Regions from separate parts of the Homo sapiens genome. Here region 2 is linked to region 1. A link is a contact called in ENCODE Hi-C data. All regions are on one chromosome and are shown on one strand. The core of a region is the stretch at or near the end of the contact, and the rest is flanking DNA. Distances in the headings are between cores, read along the strand shown.

Region 1 (5,141 bases), core at 2,072-4,571:
GCAATATCTCAACACTCCCAAATGTCTTCTGGATGGGGCAAAATGAGCCTGGGTTAAGAACCACTAGTAGAGATGCATGCGTGTAGTTTTAGCACCTTTAAATATACCAGTACTTCAAATTAAATATTTAAGGTCATATAAAATATAAATTGTGACTTATGAAATCACAGAGAAAAACAATTTAGTCAGACTTCAACTTACGGATGTTAAAAATCAACATTTATATCAATGTACCCTGCCTGATGAAAACAACTCCTAAATGGTAATACTTCATAAATGTGTATTTCTCACAATAAGAAAAGGAATAAAATGGTTCCACCAGATAATACTGTATATTTTCCAGGAGGCTTCTTTCTCCCAATATCCAAGATTCATATCTTACAAACATCTGTATCTTAAATTTCAGATTTAAGTCTTAAAAAAAGTACTATAGGTGAGGTATGAAATATTTAATGTTTATATCAAAAAGGGCAAATACCATAAACCCACACTGAACTACCCATTTGCACTTTGCCTCATAGTTGAAATAACCTATACATTACCGGAAAGGATCTGACACAAAATTAAGCTGCAGCCACGAGTCCAGGTGGAGCACCTGTCAGGTGGAGGGGAGCACCAATGCCCCTCTGCAACCAGTGTCGCCCAGCACTCCCAGGAGGGCACAGCAGGGCCGCCTCGGGGTCACAACTGCAGCACCAGAGCTCCCAGGGATGCTGTGTTCCAAGTGCTTGTCCTCTCCGCATCTGCTCCCCAGAGCGGAAAAGCTTCCCTTCTGCGTCACACTCTGCTGAAAGTCCTCCCAGTACTTTTGGTACTGGGATAGCACCTTTCTGATCTTTTTGGTTGAGAAAGAGGAGATATGCTAGTCCAGGCAAGGATACGCTTAAAACCTACAGGCTTTAAAGCTAATACTGATTTTTGTTGTTATTCAAATAATGACAAGAACACATACAATTTTTCCTGCACTTCAAGGTAAGCTTTGTTAAAATGATAAGATATCAGGGGGCTCAAACATCGAATACAATATACGAATAAGGGCCACTTTCTAAGGCGGATTTTTCTACAGCAGGTTAAGCATTAAAGTCCCATTTACCACAAGCCAAAAATATCAATTCTGAGTGTGTAAAACCCACTGCATTCACACGGCAATCTTTATCATAGCTAGGAAGAAAACACGGGGGGAATCCTGTTCTGAGCTATTCCTTTATCTTATACAGAAGGTAGTGTTTTGAAGCCCAAAATGTGCAAACCACCTTCACAGCAACTTGATCAACCCACCAGCGGGAGTCGCCTCCTCCTGCTCCTGTTCCGTTGTGAAATCTTAAGACTTTGTGAGATTCCCAGTTCCCTGGCCATGATGCTACCGTAAGGGCTGGGTCTAAGAACCCTGGAGAACAAGAAGCGCCATCCAGAAACTGAATATTTCAAGATTTACACATGAGAACAACGGCTCTCAAATGGAAGCTAGCTTAAAATTATGTTAAACTCATAATATAATTAATAGTAACTTTTTTGCTACATAATTTTAAAAATTCAAAGTGATACCAAAAGTAACTATTATTACATGTGGGGTTCTGAAACCTTTCGAGCACACAGACAACCTACATGGTAGGGGCTGACCTGGACATAAGAAGGAAGTTCTTATGTCTGGACTGGCAGAGAATCAGCACCCTACTACTGCCTGCCCACGAGGAATGTGGCACCATCCGCAAGCTGCAGCACTGACTGCTTCCATGTGGGACTCAATCACCTCGAACACAGCCTGGCACAGAACAAGACACTTGATACATGTTCGATGAAGTCAAGACATCGTGATTCACTCTCCTCACTAGCACTTTATCTTTCTTTTACAGATAAGGAAACTGGGGCCCAGAGAGAAACCTGTGCAGATGCTGTGGTTAGTAATGGACAAGCCAGGCCACAAGACACTATTTTACCAAAGTGCTGCCATGTTTTTGTTTTTATTTTTGTGGGCACACAGTAGGTGTAAAATGCTGCCATTTTAAGGCAAAATAAGAAGTATAGCATTTTCACTTGAATAGAATTGTATTAACACAAAGTAAAATCCAGGCTGCTCACCAGCATTCACCTAAGATAAACAGCTTCTGTTAGCAAAAGGGCCAAAGCAGGTCAACTAAACTTCCCAGCACTTGGCAGTGAAGCAAGTTCCAGCTGGCTTACTGACGTCACCATTTGAACTTAACATTTCAAATGTTAACACAGAAACATTTACATATAAAGATCAAAGTTCTGAAGGATAAAAAGGCCTTGACAATAGGCGACTTAAGATGTATCCCATTCGGTAACTCTTCAGACAATTCTGAGTCTGGAAGAACAGGTTAAATTTGTTTGGCTTTTGTTTTAAGGAAGCGTGTCTGGGGAAGACTATCACTGCTGCTTTGTGCTAAAAGTGCTTTTAGTACTGGAAAATTCTACTTAAAAAAACAAAAATACTTTAAGTTAATGTGAGTTATAACTAATTTAGAGCATTTAACCACAATCCCTAAGTTAACTGAAATATTTCCTAAAGCCTCAGTAATATACAACTCTACCTGGCTTTTCGTAAAAGTTTAGGCAGTCTGATAATAAATCCTCAACCAAGCGCAATGAAAAATCTTGCTACTAATCACGGTGTGTGAATTTAAGGTAAAGAGCTACAAATAAATCTCTAAATAAAGTGTTAAGAAGCCTCCCTGCTGGTGTGAGTGAGGTGCAGTGTAGAGTACCCTCTCAGCGCCACCCAGTGCATTCTCAGTGTGTGCTGATGAAAACAAAAAGCCAAACTCTCTGACGATGCCCAACATACACACAAGGTAAAATCTATCTAATGACTACAGCAACAAATGGTGCGTTTAACCATTTCGGCCACTCACTGGCTGGAGAATCCTGGCTAAGTCACTTTCTCTGAGCTTCTATTTATCTTCTATACCAAGGTGGATAACAGCAATCTCTCCTTATGAGAAATGAGATATACACGAACTACTTCCTGTATAAAATATGTTAGATACACCAATACCAACAAGGCAAACAGAAAGACAAAAAAACCCTATGAAGAGATGGGGCTCCAAGCACTTGCTCAGCTCCTGTTTAAATTCTTTCTACCTTATCCGTTCTATTTGAAAAGGCATCTCAGCGTGCAAGGACCAGCCAAGGCCAGGGCAGGGCCCTCGGGGACATCTGGCCAGCACTTCAGGTTCTGGGGATGACTCAGGTGAGCCTCCCTCCCCAAGGGACCTCCTACACGCACACACACACCCCGAACCGGGGGCGGGCGAAGGAGGCCTGGCTGGTGGAGTCCTTTTCTGCGGCCCAGGCGTCGCAATATCCAGTCCCTCTCGTCCAAGGACGTGCAGGGTCTGTACTTGCCCAGTCGCACTGGGACTTCAAATTGGGGATGCAGACACGGCCCTGCTCCTGGTGTGCGCGAAGCCCGCTCAGCCGGCCAGCTCGCCTGCACGCCCGCCGCGTCCCTGGGCCCCAGGAGGGCCCCCGTATCCAGCTCCGACCAAACAGCAAGCCCGCAGTTGGCGAGCATCTTTCCCAGACCGGGAGCGGGGACAGAGCAGAGCAGACGGATCCGACCAGCGCACCACGGCGCCCCAGGGCCCTCCTACCGTCCTCGGCCCTCGGCCCCCCGTTCCCCGGCCACCGCGCGGGCTCCGCCGCTCCTGGGACGCGCACTGGCTCCGGCCCGGCGCCACCCTCTGCCCCTCTGTCACCCCGCACGGAGGCTCCCATCACCCAAGCCGCGCCCAGCCGTCGCCGCGCCGTTCCAGGAGGCCTCCGTCCTCTCCCTACTCCGCCCCGCAGGCCACACGGCGCCCCGGCCCCGCGCGCGGGCTGCCCCTCGGCGGCGCTTCCCCCCCGCGAGCCAGCAGAGGCGGTCAGCGGTCGGGTACCTGCGTCCAGTGGCGGCCCGTACAGCGCGAGTGCGGCCGAGAGCAATGCGACAACGACCGCGCCGGCGACGGCAGTTCCGGCCCCCGCGCGTGTGACCATCCCCGGGCCAAATGGAATCGACCTTACCTCGTCTGCAAGCCCGGATTGCCCCACAGCGAGGACCCAGGGCCATCGGGCAGCATTCCGGATTCCCAGCTGCCCCCGCGCCGTCGCCGGAAACACAGCCATTGGAAGCGTTTTCCGGTTTCCCGACCGCCTCCGCGCGGCTGTCGGCAGTGGGATCCCAACTCGCTCAATCACACCCGGTTCTAGATGATTGACAAGCGCGACGCCCAACCCGGCCTGGTCCCAGCTCTGGCCTAAGAGGTTCGGCTGGAAGGCAGGTTGAAGAGTTAACAACGATCTGGTTCAGGGTCTGGTTTGTGTTTATCGGCCCATTTTTAGGCTTGCGGCGTTATAGAAAATGATTTTGCTGGCAGGTGGAGTGCCGAGGCCCACTATGTGCCCCCAGTATAGCAGTCAGGTGCCTTTCTGCTCCAGGCGCAACCTCTGCCCTGAACCCCAAACCAGCTCGCTGCGAGGCCCCTTCGCTTTCCACCGTCTCAGGTCAGGGCAGCTCCATCACTCCAACGCTGAGGCCCAAACCCCTGGAAGGCATTCTGACCTCTCCTGCCCTCCCACCCACGCTCCTCCTGTGGCTGATGGCCTCTTACCTCCACTGCCGCCCTATTTGAAGCCACCGTCATGGTGCTAAAAGAAACTTGTGGGGCCAGGTGCGGTGGCTCGCGCGTGTGATCCCAATGCTTTGGGAGGCCAAGATGGAAGGATCGTTTGAGCCCAGGAGTTTGAGACCAGCCTGGACAACATAAGGAGACCCCCTTCTCTACCAAAATTTTTTTGGAAAATTAGCAGGGGATGGTGTGGCACACCTGTAGTCCAGCTACTTGAGAGGCTGAGGTGAAAGGATGGCTCAACATGTCAGAGGCCTTTTAACCAGAGCGATTCCATCTTGAATAGGGACTGGGTAAAATGAGGGTGAGACCTACTGGGCTGCATTCCCAGGGGGTTAGACATTCTTGGCCACAGGATGAGGTGGTGGGCACAAGATACAGGTCACAAAGACCGCACTGATAAGATGACACAGTAAAGAAACTGGCCCAAAGCCTACCAAAACCAAGATGGCCACAAAAGTGACCTCTGTGTCCTCATTGCTCATTATTTGCTGATTATAACGTATTAGC
Region 2 (5,437 bases), core at 2,026-4,525, 430 kb before region 1:
GCCTCTGCAGAAGTGGTAGGGGCCGCTGTATCAACCAAGATGCGGCAGCCTACGAGCCTGAAGTCAGGTGCAGAGACCAAGACGACCTGCAACTCCATTTGTTCCATAGAGCTGTGCTTAAAATTGCCAATTTTCTCAAAATTGGTGAGAAGTCTAATGCAGCCCTGCCTTAGAAATGTGTATGGTGACTGGCCCCAAACACTCTGTCATCCTTGCCCATGGCTAGCCTGGCACCCAGTAATTCCACATGGACCCTTTTGCTGTGGAAGCCCACGTCACAGCACTGAGGCCAGCTGAACCTGACTGTGACTGGACGGGACCGCATTGTTCTATACACATGAAACTTGCAAATACCGGGATGCTGCTGCATTGTCCCCGGGGTGACATGGGGCTGGGAGTCAGTTGCAGAGAGATGACCCTTCAGGCCACGTGTGGGTGAAACCACTCACAGAGGGCCAGGCGCGGTGGCTCACGCCTGTAATCCCAGCACTTTGGGAGGCTGAGGCAGGCGGATCACTTGAGGTCAGGAGTTCAAGACCAGCCTGGCCAACATGGCGAAACCCCATCTCTACTAAAAATACAAAAATTAGCCGGACTTGGTGGTGCACGCCTGTAGTCCTAGCTTCTCAGGAGGCTGAGCAGTAGAATCACTTGAACCTGGGAGGTGGTGGTTTCAGTGAGCCAAGATCATGCCACTACACTCCAGCATGGCCAACAGAGCGAGACTCCATCTGAAAAAAAAACAAAAAAACAAAAAAACCCACTCACAGAGACCAAGTGGAATGGGAAATGTGAGAAGAGAACAGAGCTCAAGGAACGAGGCCGTTGAAGTCCCAAGTCCTCCACATGCAGCAGGGCCCTCACTGGTGAGAGTTCCCCAAGAGGGAGGCGAACAGGGTAGACAAACTCCAGGGCTGTGCAGTGAAGCCTTCTTTCTTTTGAAAGGATTTTCTGCAGTTGCCTTCCCTGGAATACTTAGGCTTAAGTTTACATGGGGCTGGTCAATTTGCTTACAAAGACCCATAGCTGTTTTCCATCATATTTCTGTAGGTGGTATTTAATGAAATTTCTCCATGATGCTTCTAGGAGCTGATATTGTGGAGTATGTCCCTACACCTACATCATTTCTACTTCTGCTGAAAATGTTTTGACAAGGATGTGCTCACTGATGGACATGCATATCCTTTTTATGGACTGGACATTGCTGCATGTCGACTTATCACTACCACTCTTCATGTGGACGCCTTCCACAAACACGCCATCTCTCCCACCTGGCTAGCTGTGCCTTCTGCTGTTTGAGAGTGTGTGCGTGGAGCAAGCTGAGGTAGCAAGGTGCCAGAGCTAGCCCACGGGGCCAGAGCTAGCCCACGGTACCAGAGGTAGCCCACAGGAGCTCTGCCCTAGATCCTCTTTCCAGGTTTTCAGGGAGTGACTCTCTGCATCCCGACCTGCCCCAGGGCACTGCCTGGTCCCTTGTCTACTGTCCTCCCTGACTCACGTGGGAGCCAGTCTGTTCCCCTACAATGACTTTGCCATTCTAGAAAGAACCTTAAAATTAATTTTATCTAAAGGGAAAGAAAAAGACCCTCAGTCCTCTCAATTTTATTAGGAACTTATTGATTTAAAAAATAAATACACTGTCCTCTTTTTCTGATGAAGACAGAGAACCACAGGACTCCACTTTTCTGAGGCTCGTTCTTGTTCCAGCATCAGCATGTTTACCTGGGTCTCCCTAACTGTACATATTGTGAAACACAAATCCTATTCCTAAGAAAGAGGGAAAGCTGAAGACTTTTCAGAAACTTTTTTTTTTTTGAGATGGAATTTTGCTCTTGTTGCCCAGGCTGGGGTGCAATGGCGCGATCTCGGCTCACTGCAACCTCTGCTTCCCAGGTTCAAGCGATTCTCCTGCCTCGGCCTCCTGAATAGCTGGGATTACAGGTGCTTGCCACCACGCCCGGCTAATTTTTTTGTATTTTTAGTAGAGACGGGGTTTCTCCATGTTGGTCAGGCTGGTCTTGAACTCCCAACCTCAGGTGATCTGCCCACCTCAGCCTCCCAAAATGGTGAAACTCATATTTTAAATAACAAAGTAGAGAAGATATAGACACAGAGCTTAGATTCATCATGCCATACTTTGCATTTTCTTACCTCATTTCTATGTTTACAACCAGATTTTGACAATGAATTGGTATTTTCCTGTACATAGATAATAGATATTATTTTCTATTTCATGTACAGTCAATTCATGAACAAAAGCAACCAAAGTGGTGACTGGGCTTGTGTTCTGTTGTCTGTTTACTTAGTGATCATTTAACGAGTCCTGATTGAGGACCTACTGCATGCTGAGTGCAGAGCCAGAGCTGTGGACAAGACAGTGGGCGAGGTGGCCCAGCCTGCGGGGCTGTGGACTAGAGGGTGGGCGAGGTGGCCTGGCTGTGCCCTCACCAGCCCATGTTTTACTCCCATTGTGCCTTGCACTTCCCTTTTCAGTTCTCACTTTTCTTTTCTTATTTCTCGTGTAAATTAAGTGTCTTAAAAATTAATAATATTATGTCATATTTTATGTAATCTGAGGCAATTCACTACTTCCTGGTCTTCAGTTTATTTTAATGCAAGAGTTAGCAAGATAATTTCTGAATTTGACTGTAGAATCATCTAGGGGCATCTTGGATCATTTATTTCATATTTGATATGAAATGCAGTTGCATAAATACAGGTGACTGGACAAGTAAAGAGATTCAATGCAGTGGTTTCCATTTTATGGAGCAAGAAGGAAATAGCAAATAAACTGTTATAATCAACATCTTTCAGTTTCAAATTTCTGCTTACTCTTAAGGCAGTGAGATGAAGTAAAAGATGGCTGAGCCCTGTGCTGCCACAAGGGGAGCTTAAAAGGGGTGAGTCATTGTCATGTGGACTTCGTTCTAAAAATATGGGGTGACACCCCCACATCAAAACAAAGAGACCCAGTAAATAGAGAAAACGGAAGCACCAATGAAGTCATGTCTCTGAATCTTCTCTCAACACATACTTGAGGAAGAAAGTGCACCAAGTGTTCCAAGGTGACCTAAGTTAACCGGGGGCTGTTTGGGGTCTTAGTGAAGAATCCTAAAACATGAATGGAAGGGTCATGTGCCAGGGATGTGGGAGTGAGAGCAGCTGCGACAGCTGCAGCTTATGATGGGACAGCTGTCCCACCAGAACCAAGTCTGCAGAGGCCCAGGAGGTGCCCCTGTTGCACGTGGTCCCGTTGAGCAAGAGCAGGACAGCAGGATGGGCCAGAGCCATGGCCGGTAGTCAGAACCACACCACCAGCTGCAAACACAAACCCAGTGAGCGGACCCCTGGTGCTCGCACCGTGTTCAATAATATCATTACTCTTTAGATGGCTCTTCTATTCCACAGTGCTTCTGAGAGCATAGTTTGTGTACTACGTTATGCTGGGAACAGCCAGGGGTAGGAGGGGGTTCTGTTGGCTGCTGAGTGTGTCTGTTTCACTTATGCTCCCCAGACCTGGGGAAGGAGCCACAAGATGGGGATCTACTGGGCCCGCTGGGAGACAGACTGGAGCTAAGGCTTCAGTGACCACCTGACCTCCATAAGCCCCTACTCTGATTGGGGGCCACAGACATTTTGGTCCTTCTGGAATCAGAGTCAGTTAAGAACCAGAGTCCAATAGCCCTGGAAAGTTCTGATTATTTCCTTTCCCGTGCACAGTGACGTGGGTGAAAGGCTGTCCCTTTTGGGGGGTCTGGGAGAAAGAGTAACAATACAAACTCTGGGAAGAGAGTGGGGTCCTTCCTTGGGCTTCTTCTTTGAGGGCTCTGGATCTGTCAGCTGGCTCAAGTCTGTTTGGGAATTGTTTTAGGGGCAGCAACACTCTGCTTTTATGATTCAGAGTAGGCTTTCATTCACTTGGCCTAGAACTTCTCTGTTTATGTAGATCAAGAAGGAATTGAGTAGGCTTCCCTCCGTTTCCCTTCTAGGAACACCACCATCACCAGCCAAGGCCACGGGGCCCTGGGAGCCATCCTCCCCTGGCTGCTGCTTGGCCTCTGCTGTGCCTGTGGGCACCACCCCACCTTGAAACCATGTTCTGATGGTTCTCGCTGCCCTTAGCTTTCCGGCGGTGGCTGTGGCTCTGACTGTGAGGTCTGGGCTGCAGAGAAGAGCTCTGCAAGGGTGTAGATCCCCTCCCAGGTTTGCTATCACAGTCAGGTAGGGTTTCCAGACTCTCCCAGGATAAGCAAGTCTTGCATGGCAATCCTCTCTGCTGGTCCACTCTCCCCTTGCTGCTGTGAGCTGCAGCTTCTTTCACAGCATCCTCTCCCCTCACTGCTGTGAGCTGCAGTTTCTTCCACAGCATCCCAAGACAGGTTACACACTGACTTCATTTAGGACGGGGCACCCCTAGGCCCATGTTTTAGCCAGCAAGCCCCAGAGCCCTTTCTGCCTTAAACTAGAACACGGATTCTGCAATCCCCACATAGTGAACACACACCCATGGGTTCAGCCTGGCTCAGCATCACCCACCATCACCCCATGCCCTCACTGTCCACCCCCATGAAGATTCCCCACTCCCGTCGTGCAGATGGGAAGAGTCACATGGTCCCTTTGGCATGGCCCCTCCTCGCAGGCCCTACTGGGGTTGGCCTGGCTGCAGATGTAGATGCAGGGAGTGCTGGGGCACCCCGGGAGTGTAACAGAACCCACGTTTGTTCATAGAGGGGGCCCCGGGAGTGTAACAGAGCCCACGTTTGTTCATAGAGGGGGCCCCGGGAGTGTAACAGAGCCCACGTTTGTTCATAGTGGGGGCCCCGGGAGTGTAACAGAGCCCACGTTTGTTCATAGAGGGGGCCCCGGGAGTGTAACAGAGCCCACGTTTGTTCATAGAGGGGGCCCCGGGAGTGTAACAGAGCCCACGTTTGTTCATAGAGGGGGCCCCGGGAGTGTAACAGAGCCCACGTTTGTTCATAGAGGGGGCCCCGGGAGTGTAACAGAGCCCACGTTTGTTCATAGAGGGGGCCCCGGGAGTGTAACAGAGCCCACGTTTGTTCATAGAGGGGCCCCCTGCCGAGGACGCAGACTGTGCCCCTGCCTCTCCAGGACCTGCATGCACGCCCCCCTCCAAGTGCCAGGATTCCGTCAACACGCATCATTTTATCCAGTGTGCGGGGGCCACGCAGAGCAGACCCACTTTATTCCCGGAGCACAGAGGGGTCCCTAACTCAGCTCGGAGAGAGGCAGAGGAGCATCTTGTGAAGGAGTCCTGAGCTGTGAGCACCCAGGACTCAGGCAGCCAAGAGGGCAGTATCTGGCCAGGGGACAGAGGAGCAGAGGTGAGGCTGGGGGTATGTGTGTGTGCATGCTGCATATGTGTGTATATGTGGTGCATGTGTACACGTGTATGTGGTGTATGTGCGTGTGTGTCTAT

Evidence for each region. Hi-C counts contacts between places; a loop is a spot of excess contacts on that map. Pooled maps may share reads with other maps.
Region 2: a loop to region 1 is called in a pooled map, with 4 times the contacts of the local background. The contact joins the enhancer-like site here to the promoter of NAXD-AS1 in region 1. A Hi-C loop is called at or near these places in 1 of 168 maps with a recorded cell type or tissue (tibial artery), 2 of 37 single-sample maps with no recorded cell type and 4 of 50 pooled maps.

Annotation. Positions count from the first base shown.
Region 1 is chr13:110,614,533-110,619,673 of GRCh38, reverse strand. It overlaps NAXD-AS1 (NAXD antisense RNA 1), which reads left to right and starts at 3,321. Exons shown (of 1, transcript NR_182301.1): 1 at 3,321-5,141. NAXD (NAD(P)HX dehydratase) reads right to left here and starts at 4,129. Exons shown (of 10, transcript NM_001242882.2): 1 at 4,027-4,129. The coding sequence starts at 4,072. RefSeq lists enhancers at 3,100-3,149, 3,170-3,219, 4,121-5,048 and silencers at 3,500-3,659, 3,670-3,919.
Region 2 is chr13:111,044,514-111,049,950 of GRCh38, reverse strand. No RefSeq gene overlaps it. Among named protein-coding and RNA genes, the nearest start is that of LINC00368, 49 kb to the left of the region's middle. RefSeq lists enhancers at 2,762-2,821, 2,842-3,011, 2,795-3,089. Within about 2 kb of position 3,275, at least 6 of the 41 ENCODE cell types and tissues checked have a DNase peak (open chromatin) inside an H3K27ac peak, as active enhancers do.